2 separate regions of the Mus musculus genome follow, and region 2 is linked to region 1. The links are chromatin loops, found by intact Hi-C in ENCODE. Cell type or tissue: gastrocnemius. All regions are shown on one strand. Each heading gives the region's core, and the rest is flanking DNA. Links, peaks and the distances in the headings are about the cores only. Region 1 has its middle 17 kb from the start of Mocs3. Region 2 overlaps Gm33413 (a long non-coding RNA gene).

What was found. A loop is a pair of places that touch in the nucleus more often than their neighbours do. Peaks named below come from ENCODE experiments on the same cell type or tissue, not always from the same donor. Only the 100,000 strongest peaks of a DNase experiment are listed, where the experiment ranks them.
Region 2: it touches region 1 in a loop (7-fold over the local background); 39 of 42 quality-filtered maps call a loop at or near these places.

The regions. Positions count from the first base shown.
Region 1 is chr2:168,244,500-168,250,958 of GRCm38, forward strand. No RefSeq gene overlaps it. Among named protein-coding and RNA genes, the nearest start is that of Mocs3, 17 kb to the left of the region's middle. In gastrocnemius, for the core only: a CTCF peak has its summit at 4,588 (motif pointing right); DNase peaks (open chromatin) are centred at 3,265, 3,997, 4,475 and 5,484.
Region 2 is chr2:168,441,784-168,448,242 of GRCm38, forward strand. Gm33413 (a long non-coding RNA gene) reads left to right here. Exons shown (of 4, transcript XR_867021.1): 4 at 114-622. Among named protein-coding and RNA genes, the nearest start is that of Gm33413, 5.5 kb to the left of the region's middle. In gastrocnemius, for the core only: a CTCF peak has its summit at 3,846 (motif pointing left); a DNase peak (open chromatin) is centred at 3,813.

The DNA.
Region 1 (6,459 bases), core at 880-5,879:
TTCAGACACTGCTTCAGACTGTCTACACCTCTCATTTCCCAAGCTCTAGCTTGGGAAGCACGGGCCAGGGGGAATTTGGTCTTGTCCTCTTCTTGGCCTTTCAATTTGCCTGCTTCACAGAGAGGTCCGTATATTACCTAAAAAGGCTTCCCTGTCTCTGCCTCTGCCTCTCTCTCTCTCTCTCTCTCTCTCTCTCTCTCTTTCTCTCTGTCTCTGTCTCTCTGTATCTCTCTCTCTCTCTCTCTCTCTCTCTCTCTCTCTGATTCTTAGTTAACTTATTAGAAAAATCTACCTCCGGCCTGTAAATGACTACATGATATCTAAAGTCTCAGTCATGGTTTATGTAATTAGTATATACAGGAGAGGGGCTGGGGATGTAACTCAGTTGGTGGTGTGCTTGCTTGCTTAGCGTGCACAAGGTCTTGAGTTCCATTCCAGTACCACAGAAAGCTAGGCACAGTGGCACAGGCCTGCAATTCCAGCACTTGGGAGATGGAGGTCAGAGGATCAGAAGTTCAGAATCACTCGTCTATATAGTAAGTTCAAGGTCATCTTGGTTGACATTAGACCCTGTCTCGAGAAAAAAATCTCCAGAGGACACATGGATGGTGATACCTTTATGAACCTAGGAACCCCTATGAGTTCCAGAAATGTCTTCTTTTGGTCCCCAAGGCCATTAATAGAAGAGCATCTCTTTATGAAGTACGCAGACACTGGTGAGAACCACCCACTTCTATGGTTCTGTCAAGCTATGAACATAATTTGTGGGTATCCAGTTAGGCAGAGCACACTTGGGGTTGGTGGTAATTAAAGCCAGATTCATTCAATGCTCCTGAGACAGAGTTGGTGGGGGAGAGGGAGCCCCAGCAATATCTGCAACTTGTTATGGACTGGCCCTGTATCCTCTGCTTTTTAAAGGTCAAGCCACTCTAGGGTCAAAAGACAGTCACTTCTAACCTGACTGTAGACAGGACCCAGAGGTGACCCACATTCAGTACTTTCTCCATCACAATACATTGCAAACATGCCCTGGTGTATTGCCTGTGCCCTGGACCACTCCGAATCTATCCCTACCTGCCCTTGGGGTTTGGAGGTGAGGTGGCGGAGGAGAGTCAAAGACACAGACTCCAGGAGCAGGTAAGAAACGCTGCAGCAAGCTCATCGGAGCACTGCTGCAAGCTCCTTTAATACCCTCCTCCTGCTCCCCATTGGTCCCAAGAAAGCATCTCTTCTAAACAGCAGTTCCCGATTGGCTGGCATTGTCTGCGTCAGCAATCCTCGGTCTCTCAGACGGTCCTCAATTAGGTCCTCCTGCAGGAGATGCTTTTGCAGCTGTGTAGCCCTGGCATTTACATAGAGGTGGTGGTGGCTGTGGTTCCTCCTGCACTGGTGGAGGCTGAGTCTCTAAGATGTGAAAGTGCTTAAGCTTCTGGCCTCTCACCCGCCCTAGCTCTCTCCAAGGCCCTTGGTGGGACTCAAATTTTGTTCTTATAATTTTATAATTCCCACTCCCCCACCTTTTTTTTTTTTCCCCCAAGACAGGGTTTCTCTGTGTAGCCCTGGCTGTCCTGGAACTCACTCAGTAGACCAGGCTGGCCTCGAACTCAGAGAACTCAGAGATCCACCTGCCTCTGCCTCCCAAGTGCTGGGAGTAGTGCCTTGTGCTTTCTTCACAGTCTGTGCCTGATCACAGACTCCACGTGGTGCTTCACCAAGCTCCTGCCGCCTTGGCTGCCCTGCAACTGTGGACGAATTCCTCCACCTGAAAGCCAGCACAAACCCTCCCTCCACTGAGTCGCTTTTGTTGGGTTATGTTATCGTAGCCAGAGGAAAAAGAATTTGATTATGAGGCTACTGCTGAAAGATGGCTGCTAGTACCTCAGCTCTCAGGAGGATAACCTTGTCCTGCCTGGGAGATGCTGCAGGTGATTGCTGAGGCCAGGAGGCTGAGCCAGCAAGTGGAAATCATGGACCTTTAGAACAGCCTCCATGGGGAGGCCCAGAACTGGGTAGTTTGAACAACTTCAGTGGGTTCTGGGTGTAGGCATGGATGCTACCTACCTAGTGGATCTGGGTGGGGGGGGTTGACCCTATCTACCTCGTGGACCTGGGATATAGGGTTGACCCCACCTACCTAGTAGACTTGGGGTGTGGGAGCTGACCTACCCTACCTACATGGTGACTCTGGGGTATGGGGCTCATAGTAGCTGCCTGGTGACTCTGGAGTGACGGTGACTTTAGGGAGATGTATAATGGGGACCCACAAAGATGTGGTTGTTGTGTGGGCTCTAGGGTGGTTTTCCTGGAGAAAAACCAGCTCTCAATGAGTTGATTTCTGTTTGCCCAGCCTGGCTAACACCGCTCTGAGTCTGCAAGGTCCAAAGATGTCAAAGATGAAAAGTATTAAAAATCCACAGTAGAGGCCAAGGCCAAGGCCAAGGCCAAGGCCAAGGGAAGACCACAAGTTCAGAGGCTGCCTGGTCTACCCAGTGGGTTCAAGGCCAGTCTGGTCAAGTAGTGAGACCCTGTCTCAAAAGAAAAATATCTAAAGGGGGCGGCTGAGATGGCTCAGCAGGTAAAGGTGGTGTACTGGCTGCTTTTGGGTGTCAACTTGACACAAGCTAGAGTCATCAGAGAGAAAGGAGCCTCAGTTGAGGGAGGACCTCCATGAGCTCCAGCTGTAAGGCATTTTCTCAATTAGTGATTGCTAGGGAAGGGCCCAGTTCACTGTGGTTGGCTCCATCCCTAGGCTGGTGGTCCTGGGTTCTATAAGAGAGCAGGCTGCGCAAGCCATGGGGAACAAGCCAGTAAACAGCATCCCTCCATGGCCTCTGCATCAGCGCCTGCCTCTAGCTTCCTTCTCTGTGTGCGTTCCTGCCTGACTTCCTTTGGGGATGAACACTGATGTGGAAGTGTGAGCCGAATAACTTGTGTTTGGTCATGGTGTTCTTGCCACAGCAATAGGAACCCTAACTAAGGCAAGGTGCTTGTTTCCAGACCTGGCCCCTTGAGCTCAGTCTCCAGGACACAGGTGACAGAAGGGGAGAACTAACTGTAGAAAGCTGTGTTCCGACTTTAACACAGGTGTAGCATGCACATGCTCACACGTGTGCATACACAGCCAGGTGTGGTGGTGCACGCCTTTGATCTCAGTACTCAGGCAGAGGCCTGAGGATCTACGTAGGCAGCCGGAGCAACATAGTGAGTCCCAGGGTGGCAGGGGCTACACCGTGAAACCCTATCTAAAACAGACAAACAAACAGCCCCCCCCCCCAACAATAGCTGGTTTGCTGTGCCCAATTGTGATTCCAACACCGGGAGGCCCTGGCTGAGGCAGGAGGGTAGAGGGCTCCAGGCCAGCCTAGGCAGGCCTTACTAAAAACCAAACAAAGAAACAAACAAGCAAAGAAACAAATGTTGCCCCTCTCAGTTCTCCAGAGAAGAATGAGACTACAAATGTGAGACACACAGACAAAAGACATCATGGGAGCAGAGTTCCAGCTGCTTCAAGCCCCCAAATTGGGTTTCAATTTACTCCCATTTTTTTTATCCCCAGTCTCTGGGAGCACAATTGTTGTCCTTGGGGTTTCCATACTCCCCAATTCTCCTGGTGATTGCCACTTTTATGCACGGGGTCTCCCCAGGCTCTTGCTTGGGTCACTAGGTCTGAGGGTCTCCACCTGCCACTGCCAGTCACTTCATTCACTGTCAAGGAAAGCTGGCACCCGAGGGTGACAGCAGCGGGTGACAGCAGCTTTTACATCCCTTGGCACCAGCCTCTCTTGTCATCTTAAGACTGCAGAAATGAAGCCTGCTGTCGCCAGGAGCAGAGGGGATGGTGGCAAATGCTTTCTTTAGGCGTCAGAACCACTAAGCCACCCCCAGGCATGGCACGGGACTGGGAAATGTGAGAGACACATGTCTGAGGTGGCTGCCAAGGGGACAATTCCTGCCCAAGAAGATTGGCAGGTTCAGGGTGGCATTGGGCCGTCTAAGGGACTTTGTATCTCCTTTCTCATTTATTGAGGTGGTTTCTGAGGGAACCAGGCAGGCAGCAGCTGTGACCGGAAGTGTAGGAGTGTCCAGAATCAGGGTATCAGGTGGAGAGCTGGCAGGGATCTGCTTACTGTGTCTTCATCTCATGCCAACATGCCCAGGGTATACCCCATCACTTCTCAAGCATCGACTTGTGCCCAGTGGCCCACCCTGCTCATCTTGGCCTGATGCTCTGACTTTCAGCTGGTTCCAGCTGGTCCTTTAAATTAAAGATTGCTTTTTGGCTAGTATGCCAAACAATGGGTTTCATTGAGACTTTTTTTTTTTTTTTTTTTTTTTTTTTTTGAGGCAGGGTCTCATTATATAAGCCCTAGCTGGCCTAGAACTTGCCAGTTAGTCTATGCTGGCCAGAAACCCAGAGCTCCATCTGCCTCTGCCTCTAGGGTGCTGTGATTAAAGAAGTGCACCACCATGCCCAGCGAAAGTGGCTTGTCCTTGTTTTTAGAGGAAGGAGGGGTCCTAGGCCTTGTGATTGACAGGCAGTGGTTGTGGTTAGGTTGGCGGCATGGAAAGTGGAGTCTTGGCTGTGCTTCACCCACCAGCAGGGGGTGCTGGGTCACTAGGAAATTTTTGTCATTAGGTCCCCTCAAATACTGTTTATGTCTCTTTAAAAAAAAAAAAATAAAACAACACACTTTCCACCCTTAATCCCAGCACTTGGAGGGAGAAATTTAACCTAGGCCCTACTATGTGTTAGGCATGTGCTCTACCATTGAACTGTACAACCTATATTCAAGCTCAAAGATATGTTTTATTTATTTCTTATTTATTTTACTTTATGGGCATGAGTGTTTTGCTTGCATGTATATCTGTGTACCATGTTTGTACCCAGTGCCAGCAGAGACCAGAAGAAAGTACTGGGTCTTCTGGAACTAGAGTTACAGATGGTTGTGAGCCACCACGTGGGTACTGGGAACCGAACCCAGGTCCTTTGAAAGAGCAACTGGCGATCATAACTCCTGCACCATGTCTCCAGGCCCCTGTTTTTGTTTTTGTTTTGTTTTGTTTGTTTGTTTGTTTTTTGAGACTGGGTCTTCTGTGTGTAGCCCAGGTTGGCCTTGAATTTGATTTGTAGCTGAAAACAGACTTAAAATCCTCATCTTCTACTTGTCCCATGCTAGGATTGTAGGCCTGTACAGTCATACTTGGCTAGAAAGGGACACTTGATAAACCCTACCCTCAAGTGGGAGAGTGACGGTCAGTAGGTGCAGAGAGGGTGGGGGCTCACGTTCTGCTGTGGTAACAGGTAGGAAAGAGCAAGTAAGGGGAAAGACAATGGGGTTAGGAGGGGCAGGGCGGGCAGGTTGGTAGTGTCTTTTGTAAGGAGGTGAAAATCAGCTTCCAGAGGTGATCATGGAAGAGATGTCTCAGGTCTCTCAGAGCTGGGTAAAGCTCGCACAGGCCCTAGTTTGGGGCGGACTTCTAAATGGAAGTGGGCCCAGCCTGTTAGAAAGAAAGCCAACTGAGGAAGTGGTATGCTTGTGAGTGGTGGCCAGACTTTCCCCAGCCTCCAGCAGGGCACAAAAACAAAGAGCTGCCAAGAGTTGGGTGCGGTGCACACAAGGGAGGTAGAGGCAGGAAGATCGGAAGTCCAAGGTGTTTTTTTTTTTTTTTTTTTTTTGGTTTTTCGAGACAGGGTTTCTCTGTATAGCCCTGGCTGTCCTGGAACTCACTTTGTAGACCAGGCTGGCCTCGAACTCAGAAGTCCGCCTGCCTCTGCCTCCCTTATGTAGTGAGTTTTGGGCCCAACTGGACTACACGAGATGCTCTCTTAAAAACAGAAACAAGCAATAAAACAGCTCCTACTACTTTTAAAGCGGTGTATGGAATCTGGCTATTTACAAGCAGCCTGACCTGTCCCATGTTGTAACTCTGAAAACTACCAGCAGGTGGCAGTAGAGGACAAGGAAAGCCCTTAATGCACTGGCTCCACAGGTGCGCTTCAGACCCATTGGCTGTCCAGGTCCATTAGGATACGGAGCACTGGAGAGGGAGGAGGGGGAACATGCAGATCAGTTACGGATCAAGGAAGACGTCTTAATTTGTGTTTTCATTGCTGCTACGAATGAAACACCATGACCAAGAAACAAATTGGAGCGGAAAGGGTTCATTTGGTTTACACATAGCAGTCCATCATTGAAGGAAGTCAGGGCAAGAATTCAAACAGGGCAGGAACCTGGAGGCAGGAGTCTGATGGAAAGGCCGCGGAGGGGTGCTGCTTACTGGCCTGTTCATCATGGCTTGCTCAGACTGCTTTCTTATAGAACCTAGGACCACCAATGGAGAAGGCACCACCCACAATGGGTGGGGCCCACCCCCATCAATCACTAATTAAGAAAATGCACTACAGGATTACCTACAGTCCTATCATATGGAGGCATTTTTAAAAAATAGGATTTATTT
Region 2 (6,459 bases), core at 989-5,988, 200 kb after region 1:
TGAAAGGAGAACTGAGTCACCTAGGCAATAATGACATCCTGAAGGTGGAGAGCTAGACCACAAAGTTCAAAATCTGCCTGGGGACCTGGCGAACTGACTTCATCTTTCCCCAGACTAGCGGCTGCTGCTTCGCCCTCCTGTAATGATCTGCATGGAGGGGTCTGGAAGCCCGACTGGGGTGGTAAGTAAATGAAGGAGAGCTGGGGTCAGGGGGGCTGTGCGCACTCTGACGGAACCACACCAACCACAGCAACCTGCAAACTGGAACCTCAGAGTGTACAGCGGTGGAGTCACCTAAACTTGCAGGAGAGGTCTCTGTAGATGGGTCGTCTGGGGATACAACGTCCCAGAGGAGGAAGCTGCAATGTCTAGGTTTTTTTTCTTTTTTTCTTTTTTCTTTCCCCCTATACTGGTTGTGGTGGTTTGAATATGCTTGGCCCATAGGGAGTGGCACTGTTAGGAGGTGTGGCCTTGTTGGAGGAAGTGTGTCGCCGTGGAGGTGGGCTTCGAGGTCTCTTCCTATGCTCAGATTCCACCCATTGTGGAAGAGAACTTCCTCCTAGCTGCCCGAGGACCGCAATCTCTCCTGGTTGCCTTTGAATCAAGATGCAGAACTCTCAGCTCCTTCTCCAGCACCATGTCTGCCTGGATGCTGCCATGCTTCCTGCTATGATGATAATAGACTAAACCTCTGAATCTGTAAGCCAGCTCCAATGAAACGTTTGCCTTCATAAGAGTTGCTGTGGTCATGGTGTCTATTCACAATAGCTGAACTCTAAGACTCTTTAATATTCATAAACACTGATTCTAGGACCAAGGGAGAGCTTGGCTTTTCCCAAGCCTGACCCAGGGGTGCCAGTGTCCCACTGGACACAAGGCCTTGGTTGGTGGCATGGCCTTGCCTGTGTCAACAATGCATAGTCACTCAGGGCTACATTGGCTCCCATACCTTCCCTCCTCCCCTTCCTCTGTCCTCCTCCCCTACCTCTGTCCTCCTCCCCTTTCTTTCCCCCTCCCTTCTTCCCCTTTCTCCTCCCCTTCCTCCTCTCCTCCCTCCTCCTCCCGTTTTTTTCTCCCCTCTTTTTTTTTAAAAAATATTTATTTATTTATTTATTTATTTATTATATGTAAGCACACTGTAGCTGTCTTCAGACACACCAGAAGAGGGCATCAGATTTTTGTTATGGATGGTTGTGAGCCACCATGTGGTTACTGGGATTTGAACTTAGGACCTTTGGAAGAACAGTCGGCACTCTTAACCACTGAGCCATCTCACCAGCCCCCTCCTCCCCTCTTTCTTCCCCTTCCTTTTCCCTACCCCTTTTCCTTCCCTTTCTCATCCTCTCTCTGTTCCCTTTCCTCCTTCCCTTTCTTCTCTCTCGCTCCTCCCCTTCCTCCTCTTCTCCCTCCTGAAGTTGGGTTACAGTTGTGACAACCTTTCTCGGGGCAACAGGAAGCTGGGACAGCTGCCTCACCAGCTCTCTGTCCCCCACCCCCACCCAGCCTGGTCCCTGTGCTCTGGGGCCCCACTGCAGGCACACGGCGTGGTCAATGCTGTGGGAACATGTGTGTCACTGCGAGTGGGCTTTGAGGTTTCAAAGATCATTCCAGGTCTATTTCCTTCCCCACCCTGTGTATACATATACATATACTTCATATACATAGACACATACATATACGTGTACACACATGAACATGTGCCATGGAACACATGTGATGGTCAGAGGACAACTTGCAGGAGTCAGTTTTCTTCATCACGTGGATCCTGGAGACTGAACTTGGGTCCAGTGGGAAGCATCTTTACCACCGAGTCATCTCACCAGGCACCACCCCAACCCCTTTTCTCTTTAAAGGGCTCAGCCTCAGGTGTTTTATTATAGCAATGAAAAAATGCTTCCCATCTGGAGCTAAGCTGTAACACCAGGAGAGCCAATCAGGCTGGAGAGGAATGGAGGGGTTTGGAGGATGCTAGCGTGTGGTCACGGAGAATGGATTCTCTCCACGTTTATGCTTAAGACTTAACACATGGCTTAAACCATGTCATAATTTACAAAAATGTTCTAAACCTTTCTTAATGTTATTCTTGCACATTTCAAACAAGGCAAAATCCCTTGAGGCTATTGTTAACTATAAAATCCAGATCTGCATTTTCACGAGGCCCCTTCTTTTTATTGATTTGTTTGTTTGTTTGTTCCTGCGACGGTGCTCCCTAGTAGCCGAGGCTGGCCTGGGACTCAGGCTCCTCCTGCCTTATCCTCCTGAATGCTGTGAGTATGGGCATGTCCCCCACGTCCACCATCCTGGTGGGAGTCATTTTTCTCACAGTACCAGCTACAGAGTACCCAGAGTACCCACGGAGCACTCACTGCCGTGTTCACTTAGGAGTCTGAACTTGAGGAAGGCAGTAAATCTTTGTTAACGTCCCTCTTCTTCTCTTCAGAGGCAGCTCATTGGGGAAACAAGGTTTCACTCCGGAGCTAAAGAGGAGCCGCAGGCAGCCAGAGCCTTCATGTGTGCTGCTGTGATCTTCAGAGGGACTCTGCCTGATTCAATTAAAAGCTCCCCGGGGTGAGGTTAATGCCAGGCATCAAATCCAAGTAGATGGATGGAGACCTCTGAGAATATGGGCTGTGTAGGGGAGGGAGGGCGGAAACAGGGAGAAGGAATGCCACCAGCAGCCACCAGCCGCCACCAGCAACACAGCACCACTGACTGCTTATTGGTTCTGGTGAATTCTTTATCACACACACACACACACACACACACACACACACACGCTTGTGAGCTCCATGGCATGCTTGTGGGGGTCAGAGGACAATTTGTGGGAGCTGATGTTTCTCCTTTCAGTTTGTGGGTCCTGGGGATTGAACTCAGAGTATCCAGCTTGGCTGCAAGCGCCCTTACTCACTGAGCCATCTTGCCAGCCCCTGGTGATTTTTTTTTTTTTTTTTTTTTTTTTTTTTTTTTGGTTTTTCGAGACAGGGTTTCTCTGTGTAGCCTTGGCTGTCCTGAAACTCACTCTGTAGAGTGAGTAGGGGGCTCCTGAAGGAAGGACAACACACTTAAACATCCCACTAAAATTCCTGTGATCCTGTCTAACTGCATTGCGACTTCCAGAAACAGGTCTGACTGAGAATAAGAAAGGTCGTTTGCTCTGTCAGAGGCGAGGAGAGAAGCTGAGGGCCAGTGGGTTAGGGTCTCTGGGGAGGGCTCTGCAGTGAGCTGAGAGGAAATCAGGAACCACTGCTTGGATATCAGCTCAAGAACTTCCTAGACAGAGGAACCAGTGTCCAGTCACTCTGTGGCTGCTTTGCCTCTGGTCCTTGACATATTGGGTCTCAGTGTCACCCAGTTGCCCTGTGATTCAAGAGGGTGGTGACATGTGGGGGTGGGGGTGCTGTGGAGGTTGGTAGGGGAAGGAATGGGGGTGGTATCTATTGCCTTAGCCAAGCGGACAGCGAGTCTTTTCCAGAAGCCCCAGACAGTTACATAGGGTCACAGGGCATCTCAGGCAGGGGGCAGAGCATTCAGCAAGGGTCCGGTCCCTGTCAATCATAACTCATCGCACAAGCTGGGCTCCTTGCCCTGATGTGACCCAGCAGGACACTAAGAACAGGAGAAAGCAGTGATGAGCTCTCTGGGCCTGCAGAGAAAGCATCACACATAAGGAGGCAAGGTCCTAGCACATTAGCCTCTTGCCCAAAGCACAACAAGAACACCCACAGCAGTGGTGGCTGTCCCTAGAGGGCAGGTCCCAGGCCAGGCTCCCCTGAGAAGGGTCCCTGTGTAGCTGTGTGGAGAGAAGTCGGCACCTCCAGGCTTTGTCGGAAAGGTACGTTCGCCCTCTGGTGGCCACTCAGAGGAAGCGCTCATCCTTCCAAGTACTGTGGTTAAGTGGCAGACCTACAGCCCTTCTGGGATCACCAAGGTTTAGGAGACTTAGAAATGCACTAGCCCTAACCAGGACAGGCACCTACTGTGTGCCGAGTTCTCCCACCTCTGCCAGTTTGGTACCTCTTTTCTCTTCACTTTAAAGGGCAGAACTGTTTGCCCAGCACTATCAGGACAGGAAACGGAGTCTCCGTCAACCTCTTGTAGAGACTGTGTGTCCAGGCTTGGATCTGCAGGACCACCTAACCAGGGGAGGTTGCTTCCACTGTGAGCTCTACTTCTTTTTAAGTGTGTTTATATGAATCTCTTCAGCTAAAATGTCGTCAGGTTATCAGGCATCCATGGATGGAGTTTGGGGACCGTAAAAACTGAATGTAAAACCCACTGACTCTCCACACTTTCCTTGGCTATACCCATCAGATGGGCAGGGGTGTGGGGCCCCCCCGGAAGGCAGGAGCCTCCCACTGCACCTGGGCTATGGAAGGGGCGGGGTGGAATTGGTTAAAGGATGTTTGTCCCCAAAGCTTGTCCTAACTGACTTGTAATGAGCTTGCATTTTGCATAAATCAGCTTTTGTTTAGATCTGGGGATGTCTTGGTTTTGACACCTAATCAGGACATCTCTCTCGAGATGGAGGCAGCCTGCTTCATTTTGTAAGGAGGTTTTATTCTTCCTTTGTTGTTGTTGTTGAGAGGGGTTGTCGTGTTGTGGTGAGTATTTGTTTCTTGTTCCCTGAGGCTACTTTGGTGCTGACTGCTCGGTGATGGAGCACTTGCCCCGACACCTTAAGACTGGGGTCCAGAATTAGGACCACTCAACGACAGACAAGCAGAAGTCCCTATGGGGCTGAGACCATGGCCAGGCTTGGGTACAAGACCTTCCAAAAGATGTGGCTTAGTGACTGAGTGACCAGCAACATCTCTAGGTTTCAGGGCTCTCCCAGAAACTCTTGGCCTGATTGAGGCAGGACCCTGGCACATCTGGGTGGTGCCTTCTGCTGTTCTTGGCCCTCCCTTCCCTCTACCACTCCCTCCAGACAACCCCCCTCCAGATACCCTCCCCCCTCCAGAACCCTCCCCCTCCAGATACCCTCCCCCCTCCAGACACCCTCCCCCTCCAGACACCCTCCCCCTCCAGAATCCCTCCTCCTTGAGACACCCTCCCCCCTCCTGACACCCTCCCCCTCCAGATACCTTCCCCCCTTTAGACACCCTTCCCATCCAGACACCCTCCCCCCCTTCCAGAACCCTCCCCCCTTTAGACACCCTTCCTATCCAGAACCCTCCCCTCTCCAGACACCCTCTTCCTTTTTGTTTTTTTTTTGTTTTGTTTTTTTTTGTTTTTTTTGTTTTTTTGAGACAGGGTTTCTCTGTGTAGCCCTGGCTGTCCTGGAACTCACTTTGTAGACCAGGCTGGCCTCGAACTCAGAAATCCGCCTGCCTCTGCCTCCCGAGTACTGGGATTAAAGGCGTGCGCCACCCCACCCTGCTCCTGCTCTTCCTCTAATCCCTATTTTTTTATTTTGAGACAGGGTCTCATTATGTAGCCCAGGGTGACCTCAAAATTGCAATCCTCCTGCCTCAACCTCCTGGGTTGCTGAGGCCAGGTATGTGCCACCCCAGCAGGGCCCTCCTTTCAGGATACCTGCAGCCCAATCCTATTTTGGTGGCTCCAACTTCCAGACCCACCACAAACACCTGTGCAAACACAACCCCAGGTGGCCCAATGACATCACAGTCGACCCCAGCACACACCGCCTGGCCCCATTGCTTGTTGGAATGAACCCAGTTGTAGTGGATCATAGCCTCAGCCATCACTTTGTTGTCTGCTGAGTCCCCTGACAGGACCACACAGTCCCTATAGCTAGAGCCTGCACTTTTATTAAGTGCCGAGACCACATGAGGAACAGGCTGAGGCTCCTTCCCCACCCATTCCGGAACGCAAAGCCGCCCCTGTGAGGCTACTCACTCTTCTGCTACTGGCTATGGTTCAGTCCTGGAGGTGCAGGGAAGCCCACTAATGTCCACACCCTGTGGTGAATCCCAAACCCAGAAGATGAAGGTCATTAAGCCTTGTCTAAGAAGGGGAGGAGCTTACCCAGGGTCACGTGGCTCCTGCAGGCTCCCCAGCTGGGGATTTGGCCAGCAGCCAGCCTGGCAGAGACTATGGGGGTCTGGAGAGAGGTCACTTTTCCCTTCTGCCTCAGGCCATCTCAGCAGGGTGTCCAGAGGTCACATCCCTTCTGCCCACAAAAAACTGCAGACCTGGCTGATGTGACATTGGCCCATATTCTGTAAATATTAGCATTTTTTATTCCTGTATTACTCTACTAGTTCCTTTAGCTCTGTGTGCTGGCAGCCTGCGGCTTTTGGACAGAAAGCCACTGATTGGTCAGTTGAGTGTTTGGAGTCTAATTTAACCCGTGTAGTTCAAACTCACACAGGCACATCCTCCAAGGCTCCCCAACCCCACCAATGTCCTGGAAAAGCTCACTCACTCATGGTATGCAGGAGGCAGGCAGGAGGATGTGTCCCAGGGCCTGTGTGTGGCAGAGCAAGGCTGGAAACC